Linked DNA regions of Homo sapiens: region 2 is linked to region 1. The links are chromatin loops, found by intact Hi-C in ENCODE. Cell type or tissue: endothelial cell of umbilical vein. All regions are shown on one strand.

What was found. Peaks named below come from ENCODE experiments on the same cell type or tissue, not always from the same donor. Only the 100,000 strongest peaks of a DNase experiment are listed, where the experiment ranks them.
Region 2: a loop joins it to region 1, with 17 times the contacts of the local background. A loop is called at or near these places in 34 of 110 quality-filtered maps.

The regions. Positions count from the first base shown.
Region 1 is chr4:90,289,721-90,297,720 of GRCh38, forward strand. The region is part of intron 1 of CCSER1 (coiled-coil serine rich protein 1); the gene reads left to right. Among named protein-coding and RNA genes, the nearest start is that of CCSER1, 170 kb to the left of the region's middle. In endothelial cell of umbilical vein, a CTCF peak has its summit at 3,810; no DNase peak of the experiment used is centred here.
Region 2 is chr4:90,020,719-90,028,718 of GRCh38, forward strand. No RefSeq gene overlaps it. Among named protein-coding and RNA genes, the nearest start is that of CCSER1, 100 kb to the right of the region's middle. In endothelial cell of umbilical vein, no CTCF peak of the experiment used is centred here; a DNase peak (open chromatin) is centred at 4,753; H3K27me3 peaks cover 296 bases.

The sequences.
Region 1 (8,000 bases):
CTTGACTAAATTAAAAAGGTTAAAACACTTTACCTAATTTTGTAATAAAAATAATGACATTTATCCTTTGCTTCCCTTTATGTTGAGCAGAGGTCTAAGCCCTCAACTTCTTTAGTCCTTATAATAGTTAAATTTCTTATGGTAGGTGCTATGTATGACTCAATTTCACACATTGTGAAATTGAAGCTCAAAGGGAGATTAAAATACTGTAGATTGCCCAAAGTTAGTGAGAGCAGAAACCAAAATCCAAACCTAGATAATATGTCTCCAGAATTTTTTATTAATACACATTAGGTATACATATTTTTAGGGTACATGTGATATTGGATATATTTATATAATCAAATCTGGGTAATTGGAATACTCATTATCTTAAATATTTATCTTTATTTTTAACTCCTGGTACATTTGAATTATTCTCTTCTAGCTATTTTGAAATGTATATTCCATTACCATTAACTGTAGTCTGGAATGTTAACCCATATATTATACAGGACCAAACCAGAATGCTATACTAAGATGTGCAGAAGAAAGTTAAAATAATGTTTTGAGCAACATTGACCCTCATCAGTAATTATTTTTTATATTACCGAACATTTATATATAGTGTATACTATATGCTAGGAAATATATACATAGGATTCCAATGCCAGTATGTGGTTTTTCTACAAACAAAGCAAATAGGGTCTCTTTTAGGTTTTCCTTCCAGTTTCTGGGTACCCTTATGTTTGTTGTATGATATTCTTTCTCCACTCTGTCTAAGCTAGGATGTCTGTTTCTTTCTTTGAATATTTTATTTTGAATCACAAAATGTTCTCAGATCCTACATAAGTACTTGTTTAGTATTCAATTCTGAATATGCAACTGTTAGCCTGAGGAAATCTGTAGGACGGTACAACTGTCTCTCTCTCTCTCGCTCGCTTGTTTTTTGTTGAAATTGTTGCTAGTGGCTGCATTTTTTTCCCTTGTGGAATTAATATTTTCTGTATTTCCTGTGAACTATAGTGATTGGAAAGTCGCTTAAAACTTTTCTTGATTACCTAACAGTGGATCTGTCATTGGAATACTAATTTGGAATACTAAGCCACTTCCAATGAAACATTCCTAGAGCAGCAATAGCATTCAGAATATTATTTTGCAATATTATATGATGTTATTGTTACTGTTGTATATGTAATATCAGGATATCTTTCTTGTGCATTCATCATTGTTATAATTTCCGAATTTGTCTTTAGCATCAGCAAGATCTAGATTAAAATTTAGATTTGCCTTTACTTTTCTGAACCCAAATTTATTTATCTGATAGGAATAATTATATTCCTTAAAAATAATTTTTATTTCAAAGTCATAAAAAATAAAACAATATTCAATTACAAGAGATATCAGGTGCTTACAGAGCAAGAGTGTTTTTACTTGATTGAAATAAGGACATATCTCTGGCAGTGAGAGTCTCTGCTTTTATTTGATTGGATTAGATTTAATTCTATTATCAGGAATACTGTGTTCTATAAATGTTAGTGCAGCTACTATTTGCATGTTTCTGAGTGAAGTACTTAACTAGTTTAGGTTTCCATTTATTATCCTCAAAAAACAAGTTCATTTTCCAAATATAAAATTCAATACAATAGTTGGTCGCCAAGGCAGAACTACCTAAATGTTCCAAGATGCAAAATCCCCACTTAGTGGCCACTCAAGTCGGTCACATCACCCTTGCTACTGGGCACAGCTGAAAAGGCCCTTGTGCCATAAACACAAGTCCTTTTCTCATGAATGCTTTCTTACCTATTATTCTGTCAAATTAGCAATATATTAGTATAAACCCAATATAGTTTAGTCATTCCTGATAGTGATATTTGATGCAGTCCCATAGTCTCAAAGAAGACAATTTACTGAATTTATTAACAAAGTTTAAAGGGTTTTCTTAAGAAAGGAAAGAAATGAGCTAAATTTGTTGTATCTCCTTTATTATAATCTTCATTATGTAACTCCTTTTAAAAAAACTTTTAAAGTCAAAGAACAATATAGGCAATATGCTTTAATATATTTAGTAAAGTCTACTTTGAAATAAAATTTATGAATTTAGGTGAATTTGTTAATTATTGGTATAATATTTAACATTGCCACCAATTTAAAACTTATTTCTCCATAACTTGAAACAATTTCAATCTGACACTCTATTAGAATGTTATATTATGTAAATATGTTAATTATCAGACATACTTCCTTGGTTCTAAAACCTATATCCCTGTTCTAACTCATGAATTACAAACCAAAACATTAAGTAATAGCAGAAATGTAAGAAAATAGGTATATGATTTGGTTAAGCCCATTGATTACATTAGCAATTAAAGTAAAAGAGGAAGGCAAACTTGTCATCACATTTCTAATTTTATCATATACCAGACATACTTTGACTGTCTTTACTATCATTTTGCTCTTTTTTTCCTCTCTTTTTCTGTAACACACTACATTTATGTGTTAGTGGTAATGGCTTATAACACATTATTTTTCCCTTCATATCTATGGAATATTGATTCTAGTTTGTTGTTAACTTTGAACTAGAAAAAATGATATTCAGATATATATGAGTATATATGTGTGTATGTATATTTGTATGTGTACTAAATTTCACAGACTGCATGCATATGTTTTAATAAATCAGAGGGGCTCACATAATTCATCTAATCAGTTGTCTAATCTTAATAATAGAGAAACAGAACCCAAGAGAAATTATATCCACAAATATATTGTGAAAGTGTTATTAATGAATGTGATCATTATATGTTGAGTTCAAAGACAGCTCTTTTAAAAAAGCCAAACCCAAGATTCTGTTTTTCACATGATTGTAACAGAATTAGTACACAATGCCAATACATGACTGAATGGAAATCAGCATATTCCTTAACATGCTGCAGTCAGCATTATATAGGAGACACCTATAACAGCACTTACTTAAAAAAAAAGCTGCAATTGTTTGTGGATATACTCATATTTTTTTTTTCCTTTCACCAGACCAATGCTGACTTTCAGTTCTATTGATCTAACATTTGTGTTTGAACTAGAACATGCACTGAAAATGTTGGATTCCATATTACTGCCTATACTGATTTTTATTGTCAGGTATCTGTATTACTGACTCTACACACACAGACACAGAAATAATTATAAATGTCCAATGTAGCCACCTTTTAATTTACTATCCTAACATGTATTCCGATTAGTACTTTAAAATTCTTTTTCTCAGACTTTGGTATTCATCCTATGTTGATATAAGATAGTTTTTTCATTTTCTTCTTTACGTTCGTATCTGTTACTATTAGCTGCTGTATGGAGTATGTTTAATACAATAAAAAATAAAGTGATACCTAAAATTTATAATCAGAATAAAATGTTACCATCTTTATACATCTTTTACACTAATATGTTTTCTACAAAGCAGTACAGTTTTATTTTAGACATATGTTCATGATGTTTCAAAAACAACAAGAAACTATCAGAAAAATGAAAAATAAATTTGAATTGATATATATATGAGTGTGAATCCCTTTAAAAATATAGATCCTATACATATTTATAAGAGAAAAACTTTAGAAACTCTGATTTTTATTATTCTGTTGTTTCAAGCTTTCAAGTTGAATCGAGTTTTTCTTTGATCTAAAAGGCAATTTATTTTTATCAGATACTAATTGTTTTAAAAAGATTTAATTTGTTAATATACTTTAAGGATTTTGTGATATTTTTAATAATTAAATGCCCAATAAGAGTTAGAATAAAAAATTAACTTTACCGTCAAAAAGGAAGATCTCCTGCACCCTCTGCTGCTATGTAAATGAAACTGCAGGTTATTTATTATAAACTTATTTTTATTTTATAAAATAAAAAAAGAAAATAAAAAATTTAAGAAGATTTTTTAAAGATCTTTTCAAAGATTTTTTAAATTTAAGAAAATAAAAAATTTAAAGAAAATAAAAAATTTAAGGCAAATCCAGTCATTTTAATATACAGTAAACAAACGAACCATTATAGATGTCTCAAAAGAACATGCATCTCAGATATATAGTTTACTTAAAAATAAGTAAAATATAAACTGACAAACTAGCTTTGAAAGGAAGAGGTATAATGGCATCAATTTGTTATTAATGAGAAAAAGTCATAATGCTACATACTTCTAAATCATCATATTACTTAAATTTATTAACCAACATACAAAAATCTATTGTGGTTTATTGTTTGTAATATGGAAATATTAAACATTAAAAAGATTGTGAAAAACCTGGAGTGAATTATTTGTGTCTTATGGCTCACTGCCATTTTAGATGAATTATTGTGTTGTTAAAATAAATTGACTTTTTTTCTAAGAGGCAGGAAATAGCTTGCAATAGTGAAACCAGATAGAATCCGAGCTGTTACAAAAGTTGATCCCAATTTATAAACAGATACCACTTGGATTGAAAATCTATATAAAGTATAAATTTTACTATTAAAATGTAGTTTAATAAAAAATAGTCTTGCCGGGCGCAGTGGCTCATGCCTGTAATCCCAGCTCTTAGGGAGGCAGAGGCAGGAGGATAGCTTGAGCCTAGGATTTGAGACCTGCCTGGGCAATATAGCGAGACCCCGTTCTCCATAAAAAGGAAAAAAAATACAAAGTCTTTATATTATTTTAAGGATTCTTAGCACTTCCATATGTTTTATTTATTTAAATATTTTATATTAAACTATAAAAATTGAAGCAGTTATTAAAACACTAGGAATTGATGTTTGTATTTTGTCGAACTTGGTGAAATTATTTTTAGAAAAGGCATTTTCTGATATGTCCAATCTCCTATTCCTTCCCAGTGGAAACCACTGTTAATAATTTTTGTGTATCTTCCAAGTTGCTTTTAAGACATTTACATGCGTATTTCTATATCCTTCCATATTTTGTAGTTTTTAAATAGGCTATATATCTCATACTCCCTTATTTTGATTTTTAAAGTCTTAAATATAAAAGTAATTCATGAATTCATTCTGATTGTTGAAGCATCGTATTACATATAACACCATGTCCCCGTTGACGACAACCTCAATTCAAAGGCCCTCTTTAAGGGTAATCACTGTTAATGCTTTGAAGTACATCCTTCAAGATTTTTTTCAGGAAGAAAAAAAATCATACACACATATGATTCTGCAGAGTATTTAATATTATACATACTATTTGATAATAAATTTTGAATTGACATAAAATGTATTCCGAATAGTATATCACTTACCAATTTGATTTTATTAACACAATGCCTTGGAAATTTTTCCTTTGTTTGTTCATATCTTTGACCTTATATGTTTAGCTCTTATATATTATGCTGTGGAATAAATAGACCATTTTTAGAATTTTAAAAATTCTCATATTAATGAACATTTATATTATTTTATATTTTCACTACAATAAGCCTGAGTATCCCTGTACATGCTTCTTTGAGCAGATCTGTGAGTATTATTCTAGGGTAAATGCTGAGAAGTAGAATTATTTTTTCATTTTATACTTTGATAAATAATTTTAATTTTTAAATGACTTTAACAATTTGGATTTCTTTGTAAATGTCTGTCCATATATACTACTTTTTCACCAAACCTGATATTATTAAGTTTTAAAAAGTTATAAATGAAAAATATTGTATTTATTTCTGGTTGATAATGGAGTTGAATATCTGCTCGTAATGTTGATTAGTGATTTATATTTCCTTTTCTATAAATTTCCTGTTACTATTCTTTGCTCCCTTTTATTCTTTGTGTTTTCTGTTTCTTACTGGCTCATAGGAGTTCTTTCTATTTCCCCGATTACTAATGAGTTTGAGTATTTTAAATATATATTCATTGGTGATTTGTATTTCTTCTTTCAGGAATTACTTGTTCTTATTCTTTGCTCACTTATTTTTGATTTTAGATTCTTTTTCTTATTGATTTATAGTTCTTTATATATTCCAGATATTAATTATCTGACTGGCATAGGATACCAAAGACCAGCCCCTGTCTTAATGTATCAATTAGTGCTCCAGAGCTTTCCCATGGGATCAGTCTGAAGCTAGTGTCCAGTTTTGACCACATCCTGGCTTAGCTTCTTATCCACATATCCCCAGTGTCCCCATCTTATTAGACTTTCTTTCTTTAATCAGCTTCTCATGTTTGAACAAGAATTCCTTACTCAGGCTCTGCTTCTAGGAAATCTATCCTGGACCTGTGATGACATTTTTTTTGAAATCAGTGTTTTAAAATCAAGCCAATTCTCCAATGGAAGATATAATTATAAAAAAAAACAACTGCTCTTTACTAATAAACATATATTTTAAGATGTGTGCTATCCTCTTTAAAGTTGTATTTTTGTTATACTGACATTGCCACCGCTCAACAAATTTATCAAATTCAGCTTTTGGAAATCATGTTCAGACTCTGAGACAGTCTTTGAATGTTCATAATATTGTCAGTTCTTTGCTCCCTGACTAAACTATTTTGTTGACAGTGAACAATTATTCAGTCATGTGCAGTCAAAGTGATCAATGTGGTCAAATATTTTGAAATTATTTGTAACAGACGGTTTTAAAAATGAGAAGTGTCTGTTCATATCCTTTGCCCACTTTTTGATGGGGTTGTTTTTTTTCTTGTAAATTTGTTTGAGTTGTAGATTCTGGATATTAGCCCTTTGCCAGATGAGTAGGATGCAAAAATTTTCTCCTATTCTGTAGGTTGCCGGTTCACTCTGATGGTGGCTTCTTTTGCTGTGCAGAAGCTCTTTAGTTTAATTAGACCCCATTTGTCAATTTTGGCTTTTGTTGCCATTGCTTTTGGTGCTTTAGACATGAAGTCCTTGCCCATGCCTATGTCCTGAATGGTAATGCCTAGGTTTTCTTCTAGGGTTTTTATGGTTTTAGGTCTAACGTTTAAGTCTTTAATCCATCTTGGATTAATTTTTGTATAAGGTGTAAGGAAGGCATCCAGTTTCAGCTTTCTACATATGGCTACCCAGTTTCCCCAGCACCATTTATTAAATAGGGAATCATTTCCCCATTGCTTGTTTTCCTCAGATTTGTCAAAGATCAGATAGTTGTAGATATGCGGCATTATTTCTGAGGGCTCTGTTCTGTTCCATTGATCTATATCTGTGTTTTGGTACCAGTACCATGCTGTTTTGGTTACTGTAGCCTTGTAGTATAGTTTGAAGTCAGGTAGCGTGATGCTTCCAGCTTTGTTCTTTTGGCTTAGGATTGACTTGGCAATGTGGGCTCTTTTTTGTTTCCATATGAACTTTAAAGTAGTTTTTTCCAATTCTGTGAAGAAAGTCAGTGGTAGCTTGATGGGGATGGCATTGGATCTATAAATTACCTTGGGCAGTATGGCCATTTTCACAATATTGATTCTTCCTACCCATGAGCATGGAATGTTCTTCCATTTGTTTGTATCCTCTTTTATTTCATTGAGAAGTAGTTTGTAGTTCTCCTTGAAGAGGTCCTTCACATCCCTTGTAAGTTGGATTCCTAGGTATTTTATTCTCTTTGAAGCAATTGTGAATGGGAGTTCACTCATGATTTGGCTCTCTGTTTGTCTGTTATTGGTGTATAAGAATGCTTGTGATTTTTGTACATTGATTTTATATCCTGAGACTTTGCTGAAGTTGCTTATCAGCTTAAGGAGATTTTGGGCTGAGACAGTGGGGTTTTCTAGATATATAATCATGTCATCTGCAAACAGGGACAGTTTGACTTCCTCTTTTCCTAATTGAATGCCCTTTATTTCCTTCTCCTGCCTGATTGCCCTGGCCAGAACTTCCAACACTATGTTGAATAGGAGTCGTGAGAGAGGGCATCCCTGTCTTGTGCCAGTTTTCAAAGGGAATGCTTCCAGTTTTTGCCCATTCAGTATGATATTGGCTGTGGGTTTGTCATAGATAGCTCTTATTATTTTGAGATACATCCCATCAACACCTAATTTATTGAGAGTTTTTAGCATGAAGGGTTGTTGAATTTTGT
Region 2 (8,000 bases), 270 kb before region 1:
TTGGTTAATTATAATTTTATAACTTAGTACATACCTGGTTAAAGTATTATGGAAGAAAGTTTACTATAATATGAACTCCATTTTGTTTCTTCTCAAGAGAGGGAACATTTTCTTGAATTGCCATGAAATAGACCCTCAAATTACAGTTTGAAGGCTTAGGAGCATCATGGGCACTGTGCCACCAGGGTTAATCAGTTACATCATCCTGAGATTGTCCTCTCACCTACAATGCTAAATGTATGGATTAGAGAAATGCTCAGCTACTGGAGGGCACAGGGTGGATGTGTGGACCAAGATAGAGCTAGACTAGATGGAAAGTGTGATCAAGTGTCTGTTTGAAAAACCGTCCATGGAATATGGTGGAACAATGCAGGAGCATATAGGATGTTTTAGAAACAATTGATGCTGTCGATCAAAATCTGCAGGACTTCGGTCCTAAAGTTTTCCAATACCTTGGACATTTATCCACTAAGAAAATGTATATTATAACCATAGATCTGTCTGAACACAACTGGTCATGATATTTTTCTTTACATATGGCTACTCTATAAAATTAACTTAATTTTACCAAAAAAAAAAAAAAAAATAGGCCAGGTGCAGTGGCACATGCCTGTAATCCTAGCACTTTGGGAGGCCCTAGGCAGGCAGATTGCCTGAGTTCAGGAGTTTGAGACTAGCCTGGGCAACATGGTGAAACCCCATCTCTGCCAAAATACAAAAAATTAACCAGGCATTGTGGCAGGTGCCTGTAGTCTCAGCTACTCGGGAGGCTGAGGCAGGAGAACTGCTTGAACCAGGGAGGCAGTGGTTGCAGTTAGCCACTCACTGCACTCCAGCCTGGGCAACAGAGCCAGCCTCTGTCTCAAAAAAATAAACAAAACTTATTTAATTTTAAAAAACTAAAAATCACCTCTGACTATAGAATCTTACCTTGCTTGAAAATGCAAAGCATCAGCGAGTATTATAACTAACTACTCTGCACCACTAGATTTCATAGGAAAACAAAATAACCTAGAAAATGGAAAAAAATGAAAAAACAAAAAAACCCCAGAATTCTTTATCTTAATAATGGCATGGGACTGCCACTCACCCCAGAGCACTTCCTGGATATTCAAAGTGAGGTTAAAGAGCATAGTCACATTGCCTTCACACAGCAAACTGGAAGTAGCCCTATAAGGGAGGCCACTAGCAAGATTTCCAGTGGCAGTAAGACTTGTCTGTTTTCTCTTCCTGAAAATAAAGCATAGTACCACGAGGGCATCTCACTCCATCCAAAACTCTCCTTATCCTTCAGAGGAAGTCTAACTATATTCTAGAGACTTCAGCCCTATATATAAGTGGAAGAATTACAACTGAGTTTTTGGCTTTTGGTCCCTCATAGTAGTCATTACTTCCCTTTACATCAATGTTACTTAAAGTTTACAACAATTTAAGGCTCATTGCAAATGACATGGATAGCCTGCAATTCTGATGATCTGATGGTGCCTTGGTTAGGTACCCTCTGTCTATTAACAGGTTTTTCACATTATTTCAAATTTGGCTTTCACCCTTTCTAACATATTCTCAAAGAACATGTATACCAATTGTTATATCTGTAATTTTCTTTTTTATGCATTTGCCACCTAATAACTAAACAGTCACCCCTTGAATTTCTATGTCCTTAATTTGGTGTACAAGTTGACCTTATTTTTGTTATATTCATAAGAGCTTAAACTTCATCTTTATGGTCCTTTTTCTGATCAACTGTGTCATGTCTCTTGCTGTATTTCCTTACCTCAGACACTTTTACATCTTGCTGCACTACCCTTCCATCTGGCAAATGGCCTTTTATGACTTTTTACTTACAAAATTGGCATGCTTCTGTGTTCTGAATATTTTCTGTATTATACGTATACTTCCTACATATATTAAAATCATTGTGTATCTCTTCAATATCACTTTTTGGCAGATTAGTGTTTCAATTTTTTTCTAAGAAAACATAAACATAATATCTGAATGGATTGGATGTCTGTTAAAGCTGCTAGGCTACTAATAAATAAATCTACTAATGAACATCAGTGTTACTGTCTTCTTTGCTCTGCATGACTTTTAATGTGGCCATTTAGGAAATTCAATATATCTCTGTAAAATATACTCCACTATTTTCTCTTAGAAGATTCATCTAACATTCAAAAATTAGCTATAGCTGTAACTAACAAAAATAAATGTCCAATGCCATTAAGAAAATATGCAAGTGAAGTGAAAATGAAAAAAATAACTTTAAAATTAAAATATAAGAAACTGATGGTCAAATAAATGCTAAGTCATTGTGGGTTTTCTTTTATTTATAAGAGGGTAGACAGACTGGAATTAACTTCCCTTGTCTTCAATCCTATCATTCTAGCCACAGTAATGGAGAAAAGCTTGTTAATTTATTAAGGATAATATAAATAACTCACACATGGGTTCTACAGCTTTGATATTTGCTAACTTTTAACTTTAACCAGATCACTTAACTCTTTGCATTTCCAATTATTCCTATTTAAAATGAGAGACTGGGCGTATTTGATATTCTAGTGACTAAACTGTGATGAAAAAAGAGCATAGTCACATTGAAAAAAGATTTCTTCTTTTCTATTTTGTCTCCCTTACCCCACATTCTCTAAAAACATCTGTATTAGTCATGGTTCTCTAGAGGAACAGGACTATTGGGACAGAGGTATTTATGAAAGGGAGTTTAAAGATAATTGACTCAAATGATCGTAAAGTGAAATCCCACAACAGGCTGTCTGCAAGCTGAGTAGCAAGGAAGTCACTCCAAGTCCCAAAACCTCAAAAGTAGGGAAGCCGATTGTGCAGCCTTCAGTCTGTGGCTGAAGGCCTGAGAGCCCCTGGCAAACCATTGATGTAAGTCCAAGATTCCAAAAGCTGAAGAACTTGGAGTCCACTGTTCTAGGGCAGGAAGCATCCAGCATGGGAGAAAGATAAAGGCCGGAAGACTCAGCCAGTCTAGTCCTTCCAAAGTCTTCTGCCTCCTTTTATTCTAGCCATGCTGGCAGCTGATTAGATGGTGCCCACCCAGATTGAGTGTGGGTCTGTTTCTCCCAGTCCACTGACTCAAATGTTAATCTCCTTTAGCAACACCCTCACAGACACACCCAGGAACAATACTTTGCATCCATCAATCCAATCGAGTTGACATTCAACCTTAACCATCACAACATCCTTACTTTCTTTCTAGCCCAATAATTAGTTTTGTGAATATTTGTCAAATTTGTAAAATTATATAGTTTTAACTACATTTATAGTATATAGTTTTAAGAATCATCTATGTATCATTGTGTGTGCCGCTCATATGTAGAAGAAGCCCACTTTTAGTGTGTGTGCCAGCCAATACTGTGCAGTTCATTAAAAGTCAATAGGAGACAGTCATGTGAATGACCAATTTACTTTACATATTTAGAAAGTGACAGATTGATTAAGTAACTGATCGAGTTATAACTAATTGGTAGTAGCATAAGGAATAAATTATCTGACCCTTATTTACACCTATTATATTTTTTGCTATACATTTTACTGCCTTTTCTGAATTCTCTTCAGTATTTTATTGTATTTTTTAATAAAAATTTTATACTTTCCCCTCATATTAGTGATTCACGGTCAACTTGTTGTGAGCTATGCTCCTAAGCCATTTTTCTGTTGGACTTATGGGATATTTTTGTTTTTCTTCTCTAACATACAGCACCATACTTGTCTTAATTGAACTTTATTCTGTCTCTGTTTTTTTTTTTTTTTTTTGCTTAACTGTAGTTTCCTCTAATCTTTTTGGGCCTCAGTTTCCTCCTTTATACAATAAGAAAGTTTGGGTAGATTAACTCCTGAGGTACTTTTTACCTCCAAAACATCATTCTCCATGTTGGGACTGAATCAATCTTTGGCTCCTTAAAGCCAGTTTCAGATTTAAAGAGTATGTTCTATGTTTTATCATCCTGACACTTGATAAGAAGATAGACAAACACCAGGCCTCAGATGAACTCTTCAGGGCATCATTTGTTACATTCTCCTGAGTTGACACTAATGCATTGATTATATCCTTATTTCTTATTTATTGTCTGCAAATGTTTTCAGTTTGGAAAACATTTGTTGATTTTTTACAAAATTTCTGGGGTAGATTAATTTTATGAAGCCTTTGTTTTTAAAAATCTTCGTGCTTCTTCAATTTGATAAGGTTATACAAATTCATTTCAAGTATTATTTTTCAAGATTTTAAGAGGATGAAAATGTTAAAGCAGTGCAGTTTAGTTCAAAATACCAGTATTCTATTAATTCTATGAATAGAAAATTTATCCAGTATTTAAGATTGAGAGGCAAATGCACTATAATTATTGTTAGAGGCCTAGAAAGCTTGAATTACTCTCACAAAGTAATCTAGCTTTATTTTGTCTCTGAAAACCTTAATGGAATTTACCAAACTAGATGTTACAGTTTCATTATTTTCAACAAATTAATATAACAATTTTAAGACTAAAAAACAACATTCTAATTTTTCAAGAACTTCATTTAGCTTTGCTATAAACCACAATACCAAACTTGTCTTCAGTCCTTTTAAGACATTTACTTAATTAATTCAAATCTGTTTTGCTCCTTCTGTAAAACATCTTTGAATATAATGCACTGTTCTGCTTCCAGGATTTTGTTTTTATTGTCTCTAGAAAATGGTCATGATTTTTACTTTGCCAGCAGAGGGCACATATGCATATCCTTTGTTTCTTCTAATCTACCAAAAGGAAATTTAAAAAGAAAAAGAAAAAGAAAAGAAAAAAGCCATATTTGGTTCTGTAAGATCTTACCTTATTTGAACTGAGTCTAACCGAAAAAATAAAAAAACCACCAACACCACATCCCATATTAACATTTTCTCTTAAATATCTCATGTCTAAATGAAAATCAAAATAGACTCGAATACTACCATCACTAAACCACAACATCAATTTAAAATATCTATTTTGCTCTGCAAAATTTGGCTGAAAATTTTACCCCTTATTTTGTTCTGATTATATTTTGGTCTGGTATTTCTGCTTTTGATATTCAATTCTGGACCTAGAGTTAGCAAAAAAAAAAAAAAAAGTGGTCACCTAACATTTATTTATTTAACAAAAATTCAAACTATTAATCTATGCTTTAGTCTAAAGTTAATATGAACACATATGCTGAATATCTAATTTGGGCAGAAATTAAAATGTTTCTGAGAGAACATTTTTAAACAAAGTGAGTTGGACTGAAGCAATAAAAATTAGTCTATTGACCATTTTGGTTAGTGGCTTAAGAACACCTGTGAACATTTTAATCTTCTAGCTACTTTCAATGAACTGACGGAACCATGGTGTTTTTCACACTCTCAGCTAAATGAGCATAGAGGAGCATCTGTAATTTCAACATTATGCATATGCATCAAGTAATTATATAATTGCAGATATGTGGTGTCTGCACACATCTAAAGGTTATGCTTTTAAAATGGAAAAGTACTGTTAAAAAGCAGAAGTCACAGGCTCATATGCTAATATCCATCTCCAGCAGCATAAATTTAAAAAATTTTGTATAAGCCACTGTACACCTGATATGCACCAAAACCAAGCAAAAACTCAGAAATGTAAGTTTACATGCTATATCAGCTTTTAAAAAATTATGATGGAGTAAGTCAAGATGATTGATAATTGATACTGGTTATTCCAAATTTGGTGTATATGGAATAAGAGCCACAAGTAATATTTTATTACCGAATTGTTTAAATCAGGACACTTTGGTCTTACTTTTAAAAAATACGTTATTTTAACTTCAAATACAGAAAAATAGTAATAAGAATGTAAGTAATGAGTTCATTCAAGGTTTAGGTTCTGCTATTTTTTAAATACTCAAGCAAAGATAATTAAATGTGATTACAGTATCAGGAGAGACAAGGCTCTAGACAAAAGAAGCAAAAGGACTCTGAGAATATAAGACTATTTCTGTTCATAAGGAGTTATTTTTTCCCCAAGAAAAGTCTTTTCCTAGGGTAACCCCAATTTGATTCCCTCCAATGTTAGTGAATGCAAGACCGCTGGGGTTACTATCATTGACACCAAACATTTTGTCAACTCTAAACATCTTAAGTAATTAAAATTGTTGATAGTCTCAAAACTTACATGTTTATATATAGCTTTAGTTAACCTCTGAGTATAACTAATAAGTATTAATTTTTATAAATAACTAGTGCCCTGCAGCCCATAGTATTTTAATGCTTTTGTGTCTCTTTTTCAAATAAAATGGAAACTACACACAGTCTTAAAATATTGACTCTGTTTAACATCGAGGAGCTGGAATGTTACATAGAAAAAGGAAACAGAGAGAGGGAGATTATGCTCACATGGAATCATCAGGAAAGTTGAGTACCTTATAAAGAAACAGATTGTGCACCCTTGAGTACATCTGTCTTGCATTGTTTCCTACTTAGCTGACACACATCAGTGTCAGAACAATGCTTCCCTGGAGCCATGACTTGTTTTCCTTCTCCTTGTCCTCCTCTCCTTTTCTTCCTTTTTCTTTCTTCTTTCTCCATTTACTCAACTGGGTTATAGTATCATAGTTTACTGAATGCATATCTAAAAATCTTACGTATATTTCATTTTACTTGAAAAACTCATCGGTATCACTGAAAATTAATATAAAATTATAGGACATACATTGAGCAACAAGGCCTAAAGGAGGAGATATAAGATAAGGACTCAGTGCTTCTAATTTTTAAAAATATGTATGTTGGACCTATCCTAACCAATCTCTCATCTTTAGGTCTTAGTTTACTTCCTTTCCCAAAACAAACAAAAAACAAAAGAAAACAACAACAACAAAGCCTGGCTTATATTTCTATGCCCTACTTTAAATTGGTTATATAATTTGATGCATATATTTTAATTTATGCTAGTCTGACTTATAGAGACATTTTCAAATGTGCAGCAATTGACTTCTCCTTTAGTAATAAGGAAGTGAAGATAAACTTGTGGTTCCTTAAGGTATGAATTTACTGGGGGTTTCCAGTAAATGATTCGTCTTGAAATAAAGCAGAACTAGAACATAAACATTGATGACTGCACCAATTAACTAAATGCGTTTACCATTTTAATCATTACATTTTTAAAAATTATTATTGTACCTGTTTTCTTTTTGATCACTCAGGATGTGTGGACCAAGTGGATAAACCAAGTCAATTAACACAGTCACCTGAAAGAGCTGAAAAAAATAATATTTTTGTTACCTGGGTAGCTTTTATATTATTTTTATTATTTTGAGGTATTCGTGTTTATCCAGTTTCTTGATCTTTGAAGATAGTGGATAATACAGACATATTATTTCTGTCCTAATCTGCCTTGGTGCAAACTAAACCTGTTACACTGAAGTAATTATTTGTTAGCTTCTATGTGAATGATTTTGTGTTAATGATTCAATAGTACAATTACAATGTGATAATTTTCTTTTTACAAGAGATGACACAACATTGTTTCTTCCTAAACAATGGTCAAATGAAAAAAATGTGGGTAAAAATGGGTTTTGCAATAGATGTGTGAATAAATACTGATTTTCAGCCTTTAGTGACTTTCTGAGTTCATTGCACACATGCAGAAGAAGAGTGCAGCATTCATAGGCAATAATTTACAAAAGAAACCAGAAGAACTAAAATAGTTTATAATTAAAGAAATGGAGCTGGCTGAGGGCAGAGAAAGGCAGAGTGGAGGACTGCAGGTACAGGTGACCTCTTCCACAGCCATCATTCAGAAGGCTCCAGGTTCATGGATGTCTGCTATTTAAATATGGGAGTGTACCTTAAGGTTGATGGAAGGGGATTGTTGGTAGTGGTGACAGGAGGTGTGATGATAGAATCTAACTAGGTGGTTGCTAGCAGATTGGAAACAAAAGGGAGGTCACATCTATTCAGCAGCTAAAATGTGCTAATACCAAATTAGATGCTTAGTCAATATAACCACCTCTGC